Regions from separate parts of the Homo sapiens genome. Here region 1 is linked to region 2. Evidence: read pairs that join two places in POLR2A ChIA-PET (ENCODE). Cell type or tissue: OCI-LY7. All regions are shown on one strand. Each heading gives the region's core, and the rest is flanking DNA. Links, peaks and the distances in the headings are about the cores only. Region 1 has its middle 12 kb from the start of ZNF57. Region 2 has its middle 10 kb from the start of CELF5.

Region 1 (9,172 bases), core at 1,865-6,864, 320 kb after region 2:
ATGGTCTCGATCTCCTGACCTCGTGATCCGCCCGCCTCGGCCTCCCAAAGTGCTGGGAGTACAGGCGTGAGCCACCACGCCCGGCCAATTCTGTATTTTCAGTAGAGACGTGGTTTCACTATGTTGGCCAGGCTGGTCTCGAACTCCTGACCTCAGGTGATCCGCCCACCTTGGCCTCCCAAAGTGCTGGGATTACAGGCATCAGCCGCCGTGCCCGGCTGCATTCCCAGTACATTCTAGTTATTCTTGAGAGCTACAGTCAAGAGTGGGGAAGATTGGGTCAGTCTCAGGCCACCTGGAGAACTTCCCTGCACTCTTGTTTTTGCTTTGCTCATTCTCACCCCGTGGCCCCATCTGATGTCGGGGTGGTGTAAAATCATTGCTGTTCAACAGAATCATGTGGCGTGGGACGAATGCCAGGCCAGGTCCCAGTTCTCAAGGGCTGATTTTTCCTTCCATGTAAAGAGTTGAATATTGCTTACCATATATCTGGTATGGTTTTGTTTCCTATAATTCAATGAACATATATAAATTCACTTAATCTTCCAAAACTATAATGTAGATACATTTATTGTCTCCTTTTGTGGGTAACAGACTTACAGATTACAAAGCTAGCAAGTTATAAGGTAGGATCAGGATTCAGAACAAGTCTTCGTAGGCTGGGTATAGTAGCTCACGCCTGTAATCCCAGCACTTTGGGAGGCTGAGGTGGGCGGATCACTTGAGCTCAGCAGCTCAAGTCCAGCCTGGGTAACATGGAGAAACCCCATCTCTATAAAAAATACAAAAATTAGCCATGTGCAGTGGCATGTGCCTGTAGTTCCAGCTACTTGGGAGGCTGAGGCAGGAAAGTCACTTGAGCCCGGGAGTGAGCCGAGTTTGTGCTACTGCACTCCAGCCTGGGCAACAGAGAAAGACTCTGTCTCAAAAAAAAAAAAAAAAGAAAAGAAAAAAGAAAAAGAAAAAGAAAAGAAAAGAAAAGAAAAATTCCTTCTAGCCCAAAGACCATGATTTTAACCTGATCCTACTTTTTGAGCCTCTCTTATATACCAGGCATTGTAAGCTCAAAACAAAAAATTAGGCTGAAAAGTAATCAAGACACAGCAGGCTCTCAATATAGAATAAGTCCTCGCAGTTCGAGGGCGTGTATTTTTCTGGGAAAAGAGATTTTTTTTAAAAAGTAAAGATTTTAATGTAACAAGTAGAGACTTGATATAAAAAATACGGGTCTTGGGGACCAGGCGCGGTGGCTCACGCCTGTAATCCCAGCACTTTGGGGGACTGAGGTGGGCGGTTCATGAGGTCAAGAGATCGAGATCAGCCTGGCCAACATGGTGAAACCCCGTCTCTACTAAAAATACAAAAATTAGCCGGGCCTGGTGGCAGGCACCTGTAATCCCAGCTACTGGGGAGGCTGAGGCAGGAGAATCACTTGAACCCGGGAAGTGGAGGTTGCCGTCAGCCGAGATCCTGCCACTGCACTCCAGCCTGGCGACAGACCAAGATTTCGTCCGAAAAAAAAAAAAAAATGGGTCTTGGAAGAAAATAATCCACAAGGGAGATAATCGGGAAAACAGAGGGACGTATTTTGCATTTTTTCTATGGATGGTGGGGCATTGGAGAATGAGGATGTATTTATTAATTTATATTTCCATCACTCAGTATGTGTTAAGTAAACACTATCACAGGGACTGCTCAGGGTGTTTGTAAATAGTGTGGAGTGATACCCAGTCCTGCATTCATGGAGTTAACAGAGTAATAATTTCCTACAAAATAAAACTCTCATGGTCCATCTTTATTTATTGATTGATTTTTTGAGATGAAGTCTTGCTCTGTTGCCCAGACTGGAGTACAATGGCGCAATCGTGGCTCACTGCAACCTCCGCCTCCCAGGTTCAAGTGATTCTCCTGGCTCAGCCTCTTGAGTAGCTGGGATTACAGGTGCCCGCCACCACACCCGGCTAATTTTTTGTATTTTTAATAGAGATGGGGTTTCACCGTGTTAGCTAGGATGGTCTCGATCTCCTGACCTCGTGATCTGCCTGCCACGGCCTCCCAAAGTGCTGGGATTACAGGCGTGAGCCACCATGCCTGGCCGGTCCATCTTTATTTTTGCAATGCTCAAAAGCTTTAGGTAATATGATATGTACCTATGAAGTGAAAAGGTCACCAGAGTCTCACCAGTTATTCGGGCCATCAAGTGTGGCTGTTTATAGAGTCCTTTTGAATGAATTGTAAATTGTATTAAAGAGGTGGCCTTCTCAATTTGCTGCTAGTGTAGTCTGAGAGAATCTGTAGCCTAGGAAGCCACAGAGTTGCCCCTGGTTTGTAAAAGGATGTGGTCATCTGCACGGTTTTAATCCAGCATGTGCCCTTTCCTACAAGCAGAATGATAGCTGTGCAAGTTCTTGGTGATCCGGTAGATGCAAGAAGAGCTGTGGATGGTAAGGGAGAGTCTAGGAATAATGAAGGTGAGCTGCAGACACTGTGTCATTTTGAACAGCGTCCCAATTTAGTATCAAAGGATATTTGGCATTCTCAAAAATACTTTGATACTAAATTGGGACGGTGTTCAAAATCCCAAATTTTGGAAAATTTTAATGCCCTTTTATAGGAGATGGTAGTTTTTGTTTTGTTTTGTTTTTGAGACTGAGTCTCACCCTGTCACCCAGGCTGGAGTGCAGTGGCACAATCTCGGCTCACTGCAACCTCCGGAAAGGCCAGATTTTTTTCTAATGAGGCATAATGCCCAAACAGGAGCACATGCTGCTCTTCACACTCATTATTTCCATATGCTCAATTTTCCGATACATGTCACAGCAAAGCAGAAATACAACACCTTTTTGCTGAATTAAACAGCAAGTCGGCCAGGTATGGTGGCTCACGCCTGTCATCCCAGCACTTTGGGAGGCGGAGACAGGTGGATCACATGAGGTCAGGAGTTCAAGACCAGCCTGGTCAACACGGTGAAACCCGTCTCTACTAAAAATGCAAAAATTAACTGGGCGTGGTTGCGAATGCCTGTAATCCCAGCTACTCAGGAGGCTGAAGCAGGAGAATCGCTTGAACCCGCGAGGCGGAGGTTGCAGAGAGGTTGCACCATTGCACTCCAGCCTGGGCGACAGAGCGAGGCTCCATCTCAAAAAATAAATACATATAAATAAATAATAAAAATAAACTCACCTGAACCTTTTTAGATAAGCAAAACCAATTTTTTTCCACTTCCTTGGCAACCGAACAGAGAATGGCGTGAGAAAGAAGAAATCGCGAGCCGTCATTGCTTTCTTGGAACCCAACCTGAAATTAAGAAAGGCCACCAGGGCCATGCCTCTCTCACCTCAGACACAGATTCAGAGAGAAGCGAGAAGGCACCTCTGTCCCCAAGTTCCTGGGGCCTGAGCTCTGCACACACCGTAGGTCTGAAACGTGAACTTCCCTTTGAGGGTCATCCTGGGCGGAATTCCAGTCCTTAGGTATCTGCACGTATTCCCAGGCTTGAGGCCATTTCAACCCTAAATCAGGAATTCCAAGTCTGGTTTTGTGTCTTCTGACTACGAATCTTGCCTAGAGATGCAAAGGTGTGACCGGGTGTGCTGGCTCGCGCCTGTAATCCCAGCACTTTGGCAGGCCGCGGTGGGTGGATCACCTGAGGTCAGGAGTTCGAGACCAGCCTGGCCAACATGGTGAAACCCCGTCTCTACTAAAAATACAAAAATTAGCTGGGCGTGGTGGTGCGCGTCTGTAGTCCCAGCTGCTCGGGAGGCTGAGGCAGGAGAATGGCTTGAACCTGAGAGGTGGAAGTTGCAGGGAGCCAAGATGAGGCCACGGCACTCCAGCCTGGGTGACAGAGCGAAACTCTGTCTCAAAAGAAAAAAAAAAAAAGAGGCCAGGCGCGGTGGCTCATGCCTGTAACCCCAGCACTTTGGGAGGCCGAGGCAGGCAGATCACAAGGTCAGGAGATGGAGACCATCCTGGTTAACACGATGAAACCCCGTCTCTACTAAAAATACAAAAAATTAGCGGGGCGTGGTGGCGGGCGCCTGTGGTCCCAGCTACTCGGGAGGCTGAGGCAGGAGAATGGCGTGAACCCAGGAGGCGGAGCTTGCAGTGAGCCGAGATTGCGCCACCGCACTCCAGCCTGGGTGACAGAGCGAGACTCCGTCTCAAAAAAAAAAAAAAAAAAAAAGAGAGATGCGCAGGTGTCTCATCTTAAGCGTATTCCCCTGGAGGCCTGCCATGTGGCAGTGAGGTGACCGGAAGTAGAAAACGAGGACAATCAGACCTCGAACTCACACCCCTCAGCTACAGGAACCGGCGCTGCCACCTCGTCATTTCAGCATCAATCCTGCAGGCGTCACGCTACGTCACATCCGGGAGAGGCCGCGCTGCCGACAGGTGCAACATGCGGCGGCGACGCCCCACTCTAGTCCCGAACGCTAGCCTGAGGCTCGGGACCGCACATGCGCATTCCCCACGGAGGCCACCGCCCCCTGGCTTCCTGGTAGTCCGTGGACACCAGGCGGTGTCTGTGGTCCCCTCCTTCTCGGGCACCTTGCTCGTCCACTGCTTGGGGCACCACTCGGGGAACCCGAGCGCTTTGGAAATGTGGTTCAAAAAAGGACAGCCCTTAAACGCTAGGGTCCCGCCCCTCAGATTGCTCCCAGCATGCAACGCGGCCCCTCCTCCAAAGCCGCTGTGCCCTGGAGGCAGCTGGGAGCTCCAACCGAGCATGGTGCACAGGTGCAAGCGGGTTGTGCTTCCTGTTTGGGGAGTTGTGTCGTTGGTTTTCCGGAAAGCTCGGAAGGAAGGGGCTCCACCACAATAAGGATTTGTGTATCTAAACATACCGAGCCATGCAAAAGGCACAGTTTTCCAAAGACGTTGTAGCAACTTAGCATTTTTTTAATTTTTATTTATTTTTTCTTTTTAGAGATGGGGGGGGTGGTCTCACTGTGTTGCCCAGGCTGGTCTTGAACTCCTGGGCGCAAGCGATCCTCCCGCCTCAGCCTCCCAAAATGCTGGGACTACAGGCGTGAGCCACTGTGCCAGCCACAACTTAGCATTTCTGTTGCACATATTCAGCAATAGCATTTTCCTGGATGTTTTGGGCTTTCAGTCAGTATGGTAGGGAGTAGTAGTATGTCATTTTCGCTCTAATTTGCATTTCCCTTAAGAAAAAACTGAATTATCATTTAAATATTAGCCACTTGGACAAGCTTCCTTTGTGAATGATTAATCAAATCTGTAATTTTACTTCTCTATTGTGCTGCCTGCCTTCTTAGTAATTTATAGGAGCGTTTAGACTCTGTATGCAAGCCCTTTGCCAGATCTGTGTATCGCACGTTTCTTCTTCCATTCTATAAACTCTCTTTTCACTCTGCTATGGTGCCTTTTGTTTTGTAGCTTCTAATATCTGTTCATTCTATTTTATGGTGTTTTTGTGTTTTCAGAAATGTTTGCTTATTCCAATTCATGATCTCTTATGTTTTCACATTTATCTTCGGTGATAAATCTGGAAACAATTTTCATTTATGGCATGATGTAGAGGTATAGATACATTTTATGTTTGTGTAAAGTTCCTGGCTAAGGGGCAGAGGCAAGGACATGACCAAGCAGACACATATTGGCTGGAAATGCTCTCAGAGAAAGCGGGAGAAGCTCAGCTCAGATCCACGTGGAGATGTACTGAAGAGTTCCGGTAGATGGCGGGTGGTACCAAAGCAGAAAAAATGGTTGTAACCATCAATAAGGCCACGCAGCACTAAATGCCAGCCTACACTGACAGCCACTTGGCAAGACACAAGGTCCAACAGTAGAGGACTTTACAAAGGTTCCTGGGCCCCACGTGTGTGTAGAATGGGTGGGCTGCTTCAGCCATAGCCTTGGTCTGAGCAGCTTCCTAAATACTACAGCCATTGGCTTCGCTTGCTTGAGCTGGTTTAACCCTCTTTTATTAATTCTGACCGATGCTCTCTGCTACCATCTAGTGATAACTAATGAAAACGCAGACTACTTAAAACCTTAAAACAACTGATGTCAGGCTATTTACAAGACTGCAGAGGACAATGACTTGTGCATTTTAGAGCTCAAGCCAGAATAACCTTGCTCTTTTGTGATGGGTTTGACTTTCTTTCATATTGGATTAAATCTAGACTTACTGATGGTGCAGTAAAAATTGACACTTGTGTGCACAAAAAGAGAAAAATGACACCGTCCTGTTTTATGTGTGAACATTGTTACTTGCCGTAAAGTTCCCCATGGTTCCCGAGATAAAAAGACATCGTGAAAGGCCCTATAAAAACGAATGCGAAAAAACCACCCCAATTTGTGCCCGTGTGGAACTGGAGAATGGCAAAGATGAGCTGCCTCTGCCCAGTCCTGGATAAATATCAGGTTCCTCAGCAAAATAAATGTGGTTGTTGTGATCTAAATTTTAGGGGGGCGGGGGCAGGCGCGGTGGCTCACACCTGTAATCCCAGCACTTTGGGAGACCGAGAAGGGCGGATCACCTGAGGTCAGGAGTTTGAGACCAGCCTGACCAACCTGGAGAAACCGCGTCTCTCCTAAAAATACAAAATTAGCCAGGCGTGGTGGCACATATCTCTAATCCCAGCTACTCGGGAGGCTGAGGCGGGAGAATCGCTTGAACCCGGGAGGCAGAGGTTGCGGTGAGCCGAGATCGCACCATTGCACTCCAGCCTGGACAATAAGAGCAAACCTCCGTCTCAAAAAATAAAAAATAAATAAATAATTTTGGGGGCGGCATTATGCAGCCATAGAAAGTCAGAACACTGGCATTATGTGACATGTCCTTCCATCCACACCAGGTGACCCTACTAATGTATGAAGTCTTTGAATTTGGCTCTAATTTTGAGATAGTTGTATTTTTAATCACTTTAAGGAATTATTTTCCTAAACAAGTATTTTTACGCTTGATCTTACCCAAAAGGCCGAGAAGCGATCTAAACAAGTATTTCTAAACAGAAATAGAAATTTACTTATGTACAAATACACCCTTACCTCCCTGAGGATATTTCTCATCTCCTTGGTGAATTATATGAACGTATTTGGATTTTCCAATATGGAAACATTTAAGTTCCTGGAATAAGTCCCACTCCTTTATAAATATATGAACAGTTGGGCACCCTATTGTCCCATTAGGATTCATGATTCTTCATTCAAATGTGAGATTACTTTATTCATATATATATATATATATATATATTTTTTTTTTTTTTTTGAGATGGAGTCTTGCTCTGTCGCCCAGGCTGGAGTGCAGTGGCGCGATCTCGGCTCACTGCAAGCTCCGCCTCCCGGGTTCAAGCGATTCTCCTGCATTAGCCTCCCGAGTACATGGGACTACAGGCATGCGTCACCACGCCCGGCTAATTTTTGTACTTTTAGCAGAGACAGGAATTCGCCATGTTGGCCAGGCTGGCCTCTAAGTCCTGACCTCAAGTGATCCGCCCGCCTTGTCCTCCCAAAGTGGTGGGATTACAGGCGTGAGCCACTGTGCCCGGCCTGGACGCTTCTGAAGCTCTAACTTCACGTCTCTTGGCCACAGGCAGGTGTTTTCCACGACCAAGTTGCTAACTGGAAGCGTAAGCGACAGCGTGAGGGGCGGGACTAGAAGGAAAGCTCCTCAGCACTTCCGGTTCTGGTTCTGAACTTAGCGTGTGTTCCAGATCTCCAAAGATATGCAGGTTCAACTTGCAGGCCCAGGCGGGCGAATCACCTGAGGTCAGGAGTTCGAGACCAGCCTGACCAACATGGAGAAACCCAGTCTCTACTAAAAATACAGAATTAGCCGGGCAGGGTCGTGCATGCCTGTAATCCCAGCTACCCGGGAGGCTGAGGCAGGAGAATCGCTTGAATCCGGGAGGCGGAGGTTGCAGTGAGCTGAGATCGCGCCATTTCACTCCAGCCTGGGCAACAAGAGCAAAACTCCGTCTCAAAACAAAAACAAAACTGGGTTTGACCCTGATATGTCAGGGAGCTAGAACTGAGCTGCAAATGGCCTCAGGATAGAACCTTGGAAGACGTGATTCAAATGCCCAAGGATAAGACACTCCTTCCCTCCACCCAAGGATCCCCTTTGGAACTCTGTAGAATTCCTTTTAGGTTCCAAACCACAGCATTCTCAGAGTTCTGACCCCAGGAACTTGGTGTGAACTTAGAGGGGCATTGCTGGTGCCCTGTGGCTTCCCTCAGGTTAAGTGGCTGCGGTGAGGGCAGCTATGACCCTGGCAAGTGCTTCCTAACTTTATAATGGGTTCCAAAAAAGTCTTGATGGGTCACGAGTCTTTGAGAAGTGGAAACTACTATTGTTGCAAACTAAACATCAAAGATTGGATGAGTTTTAATTTTTTCTTAGTTCATCAATGAGACTTTGCTTATTTTGTTTTCCGTTATTTAAAATTAGTAAACTTTACAATTTAAATGGAGCTGGGTTTTCACAAATGCATACTTGTACCACCATAATCAAGATACAAAACACTCTGTCACCCCTAAAAGCCTCCTTCTGCCCTTTTGGAGACAAACTGTCCTGTGACCCTTAATGCCTCATCTGGTTCTAAATTCCTATACTCTTGCTCTATCCAGAATGTCATATAAATGGATGCTTTTGAATACTCTGGTTAAAAACTAACGCTGGCCGGGCACGGTGGCTCACGCCTGTAATCCCAACATTTTCGGAGGCCGAGGTGGGTGGATCACCTGAGGTCAGGAGTTCGAGACCAGCCTGGCCTACATGGTGAAACCCTGTCTGTACTAAAAATACAAAATTAGCTGGGTGTGGTGGCATGCGCCTGTAACCCCAGCTACTTGGGAGGCTGAGGCAGGAGAATCACTTGAACCTGGGAGTTGGAGGTTGCAGTGAGCTGAGATCACGCCATTGCACCCCAGCCTGGGCAACAAGAGCAAAACTCCATCTCAAAACAAACAAACAACAACAACAACAAAACACCTAATGCCATACTTGGCAAACTGTGTAATTTTATTTTTTATCCAGAAGAAGATGACTTGTCTTGAAATATAAAAATTCGAACAGTGCCCAATACAGGTGGTAAGACACATCAGGCTTTCACTATGGAGACATTCCATTACTATTTTGGGATATGTAAGGTTAACCATGAGTCTGCTGCTTGTGATTAACTTGTCATTTTGAGGCAGG
Region 2 (9,172 bases), core at 2,682-7,681:
TGTATTTTTAGTAGAGACGGGGTTTCACCGTGTCAGCCAGGATGGTCTCGATCTCCTGACCTCGTGATCCACCCGCCTCGGCCTCCCAAAGTGCTGGGATTACAGGCGTGAGCCGCCGCGCCCGGTCTTTCTTTCTTCTTCTTTTGAATTTTTCTCGTCTTCCCACGACGACCGTGAATCACTTTGGAATCGAGAAAGTCTAAAACTTGAAAACAGGAAGGGAAGCAGAGCCGATTTAGCAGTCACGGCTGTCAGATGGAGGATTTGGGTATCGAAGCCAACACAGCTTATTCTTTTCTCTTCGGTGCTCAAAGGAATTCAGAGCTTCCCAAAGCCAACTGGGCTCACCGGCTGCCTGGTCTCAAACCCACGCCATGCGGCGTCAAGGCGTCTCTGCCTTGCCGGCCAGCACACGGACCCCCTCCCAGGCCCCCAGGCCCGTCCAGCTCAGGGTGACACTGACTATTTATCTGCCACGTACCAGGCACGGTGTCCTCCGTGCACACAGCAGGACCTGTCATCCCCATTTCTCAGAGGGGCAAGTCGAGGCACCCAGAACTTCACAGGATGCAGCTCATGTTTTCCACCTTCATGGATTTTGCCAGAGCTGTGGGCTCCAGGGGCTATTTATCTATTTCTTTTTGAGACGGAGTCCCGCTGTGTCACTCAGGCTGGAGTGCAGCAGTGCGATCTCGGCTCACTGCAACCTCCGCCTCCTGGATTCAAGCGATTCTCCCGCTTCAGCCTCCTCAGTAGTTGGGACAACAGGCGTGCGTCACCATGACTGGCTAATTTTTGTATTTTTAGTAGAGACGAGGTTTCACCACATTGGCCAGGCTGATCTCAAACTCCTGACCTCAGATAATCACCCACTTCAGCCTCCCAAAGTAATGGGATAACAGGCGTAAGCCACCACGCCTGGCTTATTTTTTTTTTTTTTTTTAAACAGTGATAAAATACACATAACAAAATAATACACTTAACCATTTTGTATTTTATTCTTTTGAGACAAGGTCTCGCTTTGTTGCCCAGGCTGGAGTGCAGTGGTTCAATCATAGCTCACTGAAATCTCAACTTCCCGGGCTCAAGTGATCCTCCCACCTCAGCCTCCCGAGTAGCTGGGACACAGGCTCGAGCCACAATGCCAGCGAATTCTTTTATTTTTTGTAGAGATGGGGTCTTGCTATGTTGCTTAGGCTGGTTTTGAACTCCTGAACTCAAGCAGTCTGCCTGCCTCAGCCTCCCAAAGTGCCGGGATTACAAGGATAAGCCACTGCACCCGGTTTCTTTTTTTTTTTTCTTTTTTTTTTTTGAGACAGTCTCGCTCTGTCACCCAGGTTGGAGTGCAGTGGCGTGATCTCAGCTCACCGCAACCTCCACCTCCCAGGTTCAAGCAATTCTTGCCTCAGCCTCCCAAGTAGCTGGGATTACAGGTGCCCGCCACCATGCCTGGCTAATTTTTGTGTTCTTAGTAGAGACGGGGTTTCGCCATGTCGGCCAGGCTGGTCTCGAACTCCTGACCTCAGGTGATCCACCCGTCTTGGCCTCCCGAAGTGCTGGGATTACAGGCGTGAGTCACTGTGCCCAGCGTGACCTACTTCTAAGTGCACAGTTCAGCAGCGTTAAAAACACATTCACGTGGCTGTGCAACCATCACCTCCACCCTCTCCAGAACTTTATCTTCCCAAACTGAAACTCTTTGAGTCTATGAAACACTCACTCCCCATCTCCCTCCCCAGCCCCTGGCATCCCCATCCTACTTTCTGTCTCTGTGAATTTGATGACTCCAGGGACTTCCTAGGAGTGGAATCACACGGCATTTGTCCCTCTGTGTCTGGCTTCTCTCACTGAGCCTGAGGTCCTCAAGATGCCTCCGCACTGTAGCCTGCGTCAGGATTCCCTTCCTTTTCATGGCTGAGTAATATTCCACTGTGTGGATGGACCACAGTGTGTTGATCCATTTTTCTGTCCACCACCCCTTGGGTTGTTTCCACCTTTGGGGTTATTGTGAATTGTGCTGCTGTGAACATGGGTGTACAAATATCTCTGTGTCCCTGTTCACGGTGACACTGTTCACGGTGTCTGCCATACACCCAGCAGGAACTCTCATCCCCATTTCTCTGAGGGGGCAAGTCAAGGCACCTGGAATTTTGCAGGATGCAGCTCATGCCTTCCGTTTTGCTGGGAATATACCCAGGAGTGGGAATGCTGGCTCTTATGGCAATTCTATTTTTAAATTTCTTTTTTTTTTTTTTGAGATAGAGACTTGCTCTGTCACCCAGGCTGGAGTATAGTGTCACGATCTTGGCTCACTGCAACCTCCACCTCCTGGGTTCAAGTGATTTTCCTGCCTCAGCCTCTCGAGTAACTGGAATTATAGGTGCATACTACCACACCTGGCTTTTTTTTTTTTTTTTTTTTTTTTTAGAGAGACGGAGTCTCACTCTGTCACCCAGCCTGGAGTGCAGTTGCAGCGATCTTGGCTCACTGCAAGCTCTGCTTCCCGAGTTCACGCCATTCTCCTGCCTCAGCCTCCCGAGTAGCTGGGACTACAGGCACCTGCCACCACGCTGGGCTAATTTTTTGTATTTTTAGTAGAGACGGGGTTTCACTGTGTTAGCCAGGATGGTCTCGATCTCCTGACCTCGTGATCCGCTCGCCTCAGCCTCTCAAAGCGCTGGGATTACAGGTGTGAGCCACCGCGCCCGGCCACGCCTGGCTAATTTTTGTATTTTTAGCAGAGATGGGGTTTCACCATGTTGGTCAGGCTGGTCTTGAACTCCTGACCTCAAGTGATTCACCTGCCTCGGCCTCCCAAAGTGCTGGGAAAACACGCTTTTTTTTTTTTAATGGTAGCCATCCTAATGGGTGTGAGGGGCACCAGTACTATTTGATGTTTTCCTTGATATCAATCAGCTCTTTTAAAAATGCTTAATTTGCGGCCGGGCGCGGTGGCTCACGCCTGTAATCCCAGCACTTTGGGAGGCCGAGGCGGGCGGATCACGAGGTCAGGAGATGGAGACCATCCTGGCTAACACGGTGAAACCCCATCTCTACTAAAAGTACAAAAAATTAGCCAGGCGTGGTGGCGGGCACCTGTAGTCCCAGCTACTCGGGAGGCTGAGGCAGCAGAGTGGCGTGAACCCGGGAGGCGGAGCTTGCAGTGAGCCGAGATCGTGCCACTGCACTCCAACCTGGGCGACAGAGCCAGACTCCGTCTCAGAAAAAAAAAAAAAAAGCTTCATTTGACCAGGTGGCTGGCGTGGTGGCTCACGCCTGTAATCCCACTACTTTGGGAGACCAAGGCAGGAGAATCGCTGGAGCCCACGAGTTCCAGACCAGCCTGCGCAACAAAGAGAAACCCTATCTCTACAAAATTACAAAAATACAAAAATAAGCCGGGCGCGGTGGCACATACCAGCAGTCCCAGCTACTTGGGAGGCCGAGGTGGGAGGGTCGCTTGAGCCTGGGAGGTCTAGGTTGCAGTGAGCCATGATTGCGCCACTATACACCGGCCTGGGTGACAGAAAACACCTTACTATCTCTTAAAGGAAAATTTACACCACTGGCTGAAAAAAAAAAAAAATTAGCCAAGCATGGTGGCGGGCACCTGCAAATTCCAGCTACTCGGGAGGTTGAGGCAGGAGAATCACTTGAACCCAGGAGGCGGTGGCTGCAGTGAGCCAAGATCACGCCACTGCATTCCAGCCTGCGTGACAGGGCGAGACTCTGTCTCAAAAGAAAAAGAAAGAATTAAATGTCTAGCGTGGAATCAGGGAGGCTGGGCGGTCTCCAGGCTCTTCCAGTGTCTTCTCCCCAGCCCAGGAGGCAGGCCGGCTCCCTGGCTACTCGCTCCCGCTGGGGCTCATCCTCACCTGCTCTGTGGCCTCAGGTAAGTGCCGTCCATCTCTGGACACTGGTTATCCCGGTGACCTAAACCTGGGCCCTTTTCGCCCACTCCACTCAGTATGTGGCTAATGGCGTGGCCCTCAGATTCGTCCAATCCACGTCTGAACCCCTTGTGCTCGGCCTCCATGTTACCATCTGTAACATGAGCATCTGAAAAGCAATTACCCAAGTCTGGGCGCGGTGGCTCACACAGGTAATCCCGGCACTTTGGGAGGCCGAAGCAGGTGGATCACCTGAGGTCAGGAGTTTGAGACCAGCCTGGCCAACATGGCGAAACCCCATCTCTACTAAAAATAACAAAAATTGGCCAGGTTCAGTGGCTCACGCCTGTAATCCCAGCACGTTGGGAGGCTGAGGCAGGTGGATCACGGGGTCAGGAGTTCAAGACCAGCCTGACCAACACGGTGAAACCCTGTCTCTACTACAAATACAAAAATTAGCTGGGTGTGGTGGCACGCACCTGTAATCCCAGCTACTCAGGAGGCTGAGGCCGGAGAAACACTTGAACCCAGGAGGCAGAGGTTGCAGTGAGCCGAGATTGTGCCACTGCATGCCAGCCTGGGTGACACAGCAAGACTCCATCTCAATAAATAAACAAATAAATAAAAATAAAAAAATTAGCCAGGCATGGTGGCGGGTGCCTGTAATCCCAGCTACTCGGGAGGCTGAGGCAGGAAAATCACTTGAACCTGGGAGGTGGAGGTTGCAGTGAGCTGAGATCGTGCCACTGCACTCCAGCCTGGGCAGCAAAAGCGAAACTCCGTCTCAAAAAAAAAAGCAAAAAAAAAAAAAAAAAGCATCTACCCAGGGGCCCAGGCGCGGTGGCTCACACCTGTATTCCCACAGCTTTGAGAGGCTGAGGCGGGAGCATCACTTGAGGCCAGGAGACAGAGGCCAGCCTGTGCAAATAGCAAGACTCCATCTCTACAAAAAATATAAAAAATGAGAAAGATGCATAGAGTGGACAGCACCTCTGGAGAGAAACTGTGCTGGTTTCAAGGGACATTAGCTGATGTTTTATCAACTTAAAAGGCCTCCAGGAAGAGATCATGGCCCCTGGACCTGGCCTCTGGGAGGTAGTACAATACCCTTGCTGGGGGGACGTCTTTGTCTTCCTCGTTCACTGCTGCCCAGGGTTGACCGGGGCTAAGGTGAGGCCTGAGGGCACCGAGGGAGCCCCGGAAAGAGGCCTCACATGTGCCCAACACGGGCAGCTCGATGTCATTTCCTTTCTTTTTTTTTTTTTGAGACAGAGTCATGCTCTGTCGCCCAGGCTGGGGTGCAACGGCACGATCTAAGCTCACTGCAACCTCCGCCTCCTGGGTTCACAGGATTCTCCTGCCTCAGCCTCCCGAGTAGCTGGGACTACAGGTGCGTGCTACCACGCCCGGCTAATTTTTGTATTTTTAGTAGAGACGGGGCTTCACCATGTTGGCCAGGTTGGTCTCCATCTCTTGACCTTGTGATCCGCCTGCCTTGGCTTCCCAAAGTGCTGGGATTACAGGTGTGAGCCCCAGCGCCCGGCCTCGTTTCATTTTCATAACTGTCCTCTGGCTGCCGGTGACCTTTCCAGATTCAGTGAAGGTCAGACACCATTTCTGCTCTCCTTACCCTCCCCTTCCCCCAGGAGGCCCTGCATGGCCTGAAACCTCCCTGCTTCCTCCCTCTCCCTCCTCCCTCTCCCCTTCCTTTCTCCCCCTCCTCCCTCTCTCTCCTGCCTCACTCTCTCCCCCAGCTCACTCTGCTCCAGCCACATGGGCCTCCTCACTGTTCCTCCAACACACCAGGCGCGATCCTGCCCCAGGGCCTTTGCACCGGCTGTGCTCACTGCCTTAACCACTGTCCCCACATTTCCACATGATGTAATAATCCTTGTCATTCCAATTTCACTCAAAAGCCCCCTCCAGGCCGGGCGCAGTGGCTCACGCCCATAAACCCAACACTTTGGGAGGCTGCGACGGGGAATCACCGGAGGTCAGGAGTTTGAGGCAAGCCTGGCCAACATGGTGAAACCCTGTCTCTACTAAAAATAAAAAAATTTAGCCAGGTGCCTGTAGTCCCAGTTACTCAGGAGGCTGAGGCATGAGAATTGCTTGAACCCAGGAGAAGGAAGTTGCAGTGAGCCGAGAACACATCACTGCACTCCAGCCCGGGTGACAGAGTCAAACTCAAACAGGCCGGGCGTGGTGTCACACCTGTAGTCCCGGCACTTCGGGAGGCCGAGGCGGGCAGATCTCCTGAGGTTAGGAGTTCAAGGTCAGCCTGGCCAATATGCCAAAACCTGATTTCTACTAAAAATACAAAATTTGGTGGCATACCTCTCTAGTCCCAGCTACTCAGGGAGGCTGCAGCAGGAGAATCGCTTGGACCCAGGAGACGAAGGTTGCCGTGAGTCAAGATAGGGCCTCTACACTCCAGCCTGGGTGACAGAGCAAGACTGTCTCAAAAAAACAAACAAGCAAACAAAACAAAACCTCAAAGTCCCTCCTCAGGGAGCCTCCAGTGTGGACTCAATTGTAAAACAGCACCCAGCCATTGATCACCATCTGAAGGCAGCCCACCTACTTGACCACTTATTATCCAACTCCCACAGTGGACTGCGAGCCCCATGGCGTCCAGGCCAGCGTCTCTTGCACACGCCTGTATCCCTGAGCCTGGCACAGGACCTGGCAGAGCAGAGTTCAAGTGTTCGCTGAATCGATAGTTGAATGAAACTAATCCGGCCGGGCACAGTGGTTCATGCCTGTATTCCTAGTGCGTTCAGAGGCTGAAGTGAGAGGATTGCTTGAGGCCAGGAGTTCAAGACCAGCCTGGGCAACATGGCAAGATCCAATCTCTACAAAAATATTTACAAAATGTAGCCGGGCATGGTGGCATTTGCCTGCAGTCCCAGCTACTTGGGAGGCTGTGGCAGGAGGATCACTTGAGCCCAGGTCAAGGCTGCAGTGAGCTATGATTGCACCACTGCACTCCAGCCTGGGTGACAGAGCAAGACCCTATTTTATGTTTTTTGAGTCAAAGTCTCGCTCTGTCGCCCAGGCTGCAGTGCAGTGGCATGATCTTGGCTCACTGCAACCTCCGCTTCCCAGGTTCAATGGATTCTTCTGCCTCGGCCTCCCGAGTAGCTGGGACTACAGATGTGTACCACCACCCCCGGCTAATTTTTATATTTTTAGCAGAGACGGGTTTTCATCATGTTGGCCAGGCTGGTCTCAAACTCTGACCTCAAGTGATCCTCCTGCCTCTGACTCCCAGAGTGCTGGGATTACAGACGTGAAGCCACCATGCCGGGTGTGAGACCCTGTCTCTAAAAAAAAAAAAAAAAAGGAAAAATTACCTGTGTATGTTAGCAGGGAAGATGATGGGCTGGCTTTTCCTCTAAAATGGGGTTTGCCTGGGTCCACGATGGGGCCAAAGCCACCTTCTGCCTGCACAGAGGTGGGCAGCCACTGTCCACTCTTGGCCCTGCTAAGCTCCTGGAGAATCACGCAGGACCCCAAGAAGGTCAAACCCCTGGACCCTAGAGCCCCCTGAACTGGTAAAATTTGGTCCAGGGAGGCACAGCCCCCATGCCCCAGGGCCACACAGCACGTGGGGGCCGAACCTGGCCTCTGCTCGCCGCCCAGGGAAGCCCAAGCACTGCCCCCACCATTCCATCCCCAGTGGCCAGCGGCCCCATGCTCCGGGGTCAGGTAAGCACTGCCCCCGCCATTCCATCCCCAGTGGCCAGCGGCCCCATGCTCCGGAGTCAGGTGAGCCTCTTTCTTTTCCTGCAACCCTGCCCTGCCTGCCTTTCGCTCTGGGTCCATCCCCTCCCTCCTCTCCCTCCTGAACAAGCTTCTCCTGCCACATGTTTTGGGGAGGCAGAGACCCCGTGCTGGGTTTGAGGCTCTGTTGCCGATTCCTAGGGGACCCTGGTGGGGGGGTGGGTTCCCTGCCTGTTTCTGAAGTTCCCTGGTCTGAGAAGAGGCAGCTTTGACTGCAGGGATGTGGGTCTTGCTCAGGAAGCCCCCAGCAGTCCAGGTCTTGGTCCAGGCCACACACTGGTTCTGGAAGCATCTCTGTAGCCCCTCCTCTGCACTCCAGGAACACAGCGGTGGAGGGGGAACAGGATGAGCCCATCCTTCTCTGCCTCCACTTGTGCCAGCCCAGTCACCTCTACCCGGTCCTAGGCTAAACCCTCGCCACTCCCGTCTGTCCTCCCTGCGGTAGCCGTCAGAGGGCGCCTGGGAGCACCTGAGTCAGGGCCTGTCGCTCTTCTACCCACAGCCCTCCATGGCTCCCAGCTGCCCTGGGGTCAAAGCCCAAGTCCTCCCCGTGGCCCACCAGGCCCTGCACAACCTGCCCTGTCCCTTCCCCACCCTCACTCCCTCTGCTCGAGCCACACAGGCCTTCCTGCTGTTCCTCCAACACGCCCGGTGCCGTCCTGCACCAGGGCCTTTGCACAGGTGGGCTGTGCCTCTGCTTGCAATCTTCTCCTCCAGGTTTCACCCCGGCTGCCTCATCATTCAGGTCGCAGCTCAGACACCCTCCCTTCCAGCCAGTCTGCAGGACACTGCCTCCCTCAGGGCAGCTTCCTCAGCTGCCCTGGCCTCCCCACGCCCCCACCTCTCCCTGCTTCTTCTCACCGGCACATCTCTGCCTCTCCTCCTTCCCCGAGAGCACGGATCTCAGGCCAGGGACACATGGCAGCTCCACCAGCATTTACTGAGCCCGACAGCTGGGCAGGCCAGGAAGGGGGCCTGGGCACCGGGCAGAACCTGGGAGGGTCCCCGGGGCTTCTGACCAGGAGGGACCAACCCTAGTTCTGCACCTGCTGTGTAGGTTCTCAGTAAACCAAAGCTAGCCGAGTATGGTGCCCTGCTGGGACCTCTCTGAACCTGGGGCTGGGGTTGGAAGCCGACTTCACACAGCCCACTGCCCGCCATCCAGGGTTGCAGAGTCCTCCCAGATTCATGTCCAAAACAACCTCAGCCTTTAGCCTCAACTGGAAATGGGATCTTGGCAGAGGTCATTAGTTAGGGGGAACATCTTCCTGGAGCAAGATGGGCCCTGATCCAATGTGACGGAGGTCCTTGGAAGACAGGGACAAGGTGGGGGCTGGAATGACGCGGCCACAAGCCGAGGATGCTGGGAGCCCTAGAAGCTGGGAGGAGAGGCAGGAAGGACCCGCCCTGGGGGCCCTGCCAACACCCTGACTTTGGACTTGGGGCTTCGGAGACACTAAGGGTGGATTTCTGGTGTTCTGAGCCCCATAGTTGGT

Evidence for each region. Peaks named below come from ENCODE experiments on the same cell type or tissue, not always from the same donor. Only the 100,000 strongest peaks of a DNase experiment are listed, where the experiment ranks them.
Region 1: POLR2A ChIA-PET joins it to region 2 with 5 read pairs; 1 of 35 experiments calls an interaction of 5 or more read pairs at or near these places.

Annotation. Positions count from the first base shown.
Region 1 is chr19:2,884,355-2,893,526 of GRCh38, reverse strand. No RefSeq gene overlaps it. Among named protein-coding and RNA genes, the nearest start is that of ZNF57, 12 kb to the left of the region's middle. RefSeq lists a silencer at 5,765-5,942. In OCI-LY7, for the core only: CTCF peaks have their summits at 5,787 and 6,002 (motif pointing left); DNase peaks (open chromatin) are centred at 4,716 and 5,946; H3K4me3 peaks cover 2,001 bases; H3K27ac peaks cover 2,150 bases.
Region 2 is chr19:3,209,834-3,219,005 of GRCh38, reverse strand. No RefSeq gene overlaps it. Among named protein-coding and RNA genes, the nearest start is that of CELF5, 10 kb to the left of the region's middle. In OCI-LY7, for the core only: no CTCF peak of the experiment used is centred there; DNase peaks (open chromatin) are centred at 5,145 and 5,525; H3K4me3 peaks cover 303 bases; H3K27ac peaks cover 1,848 bases.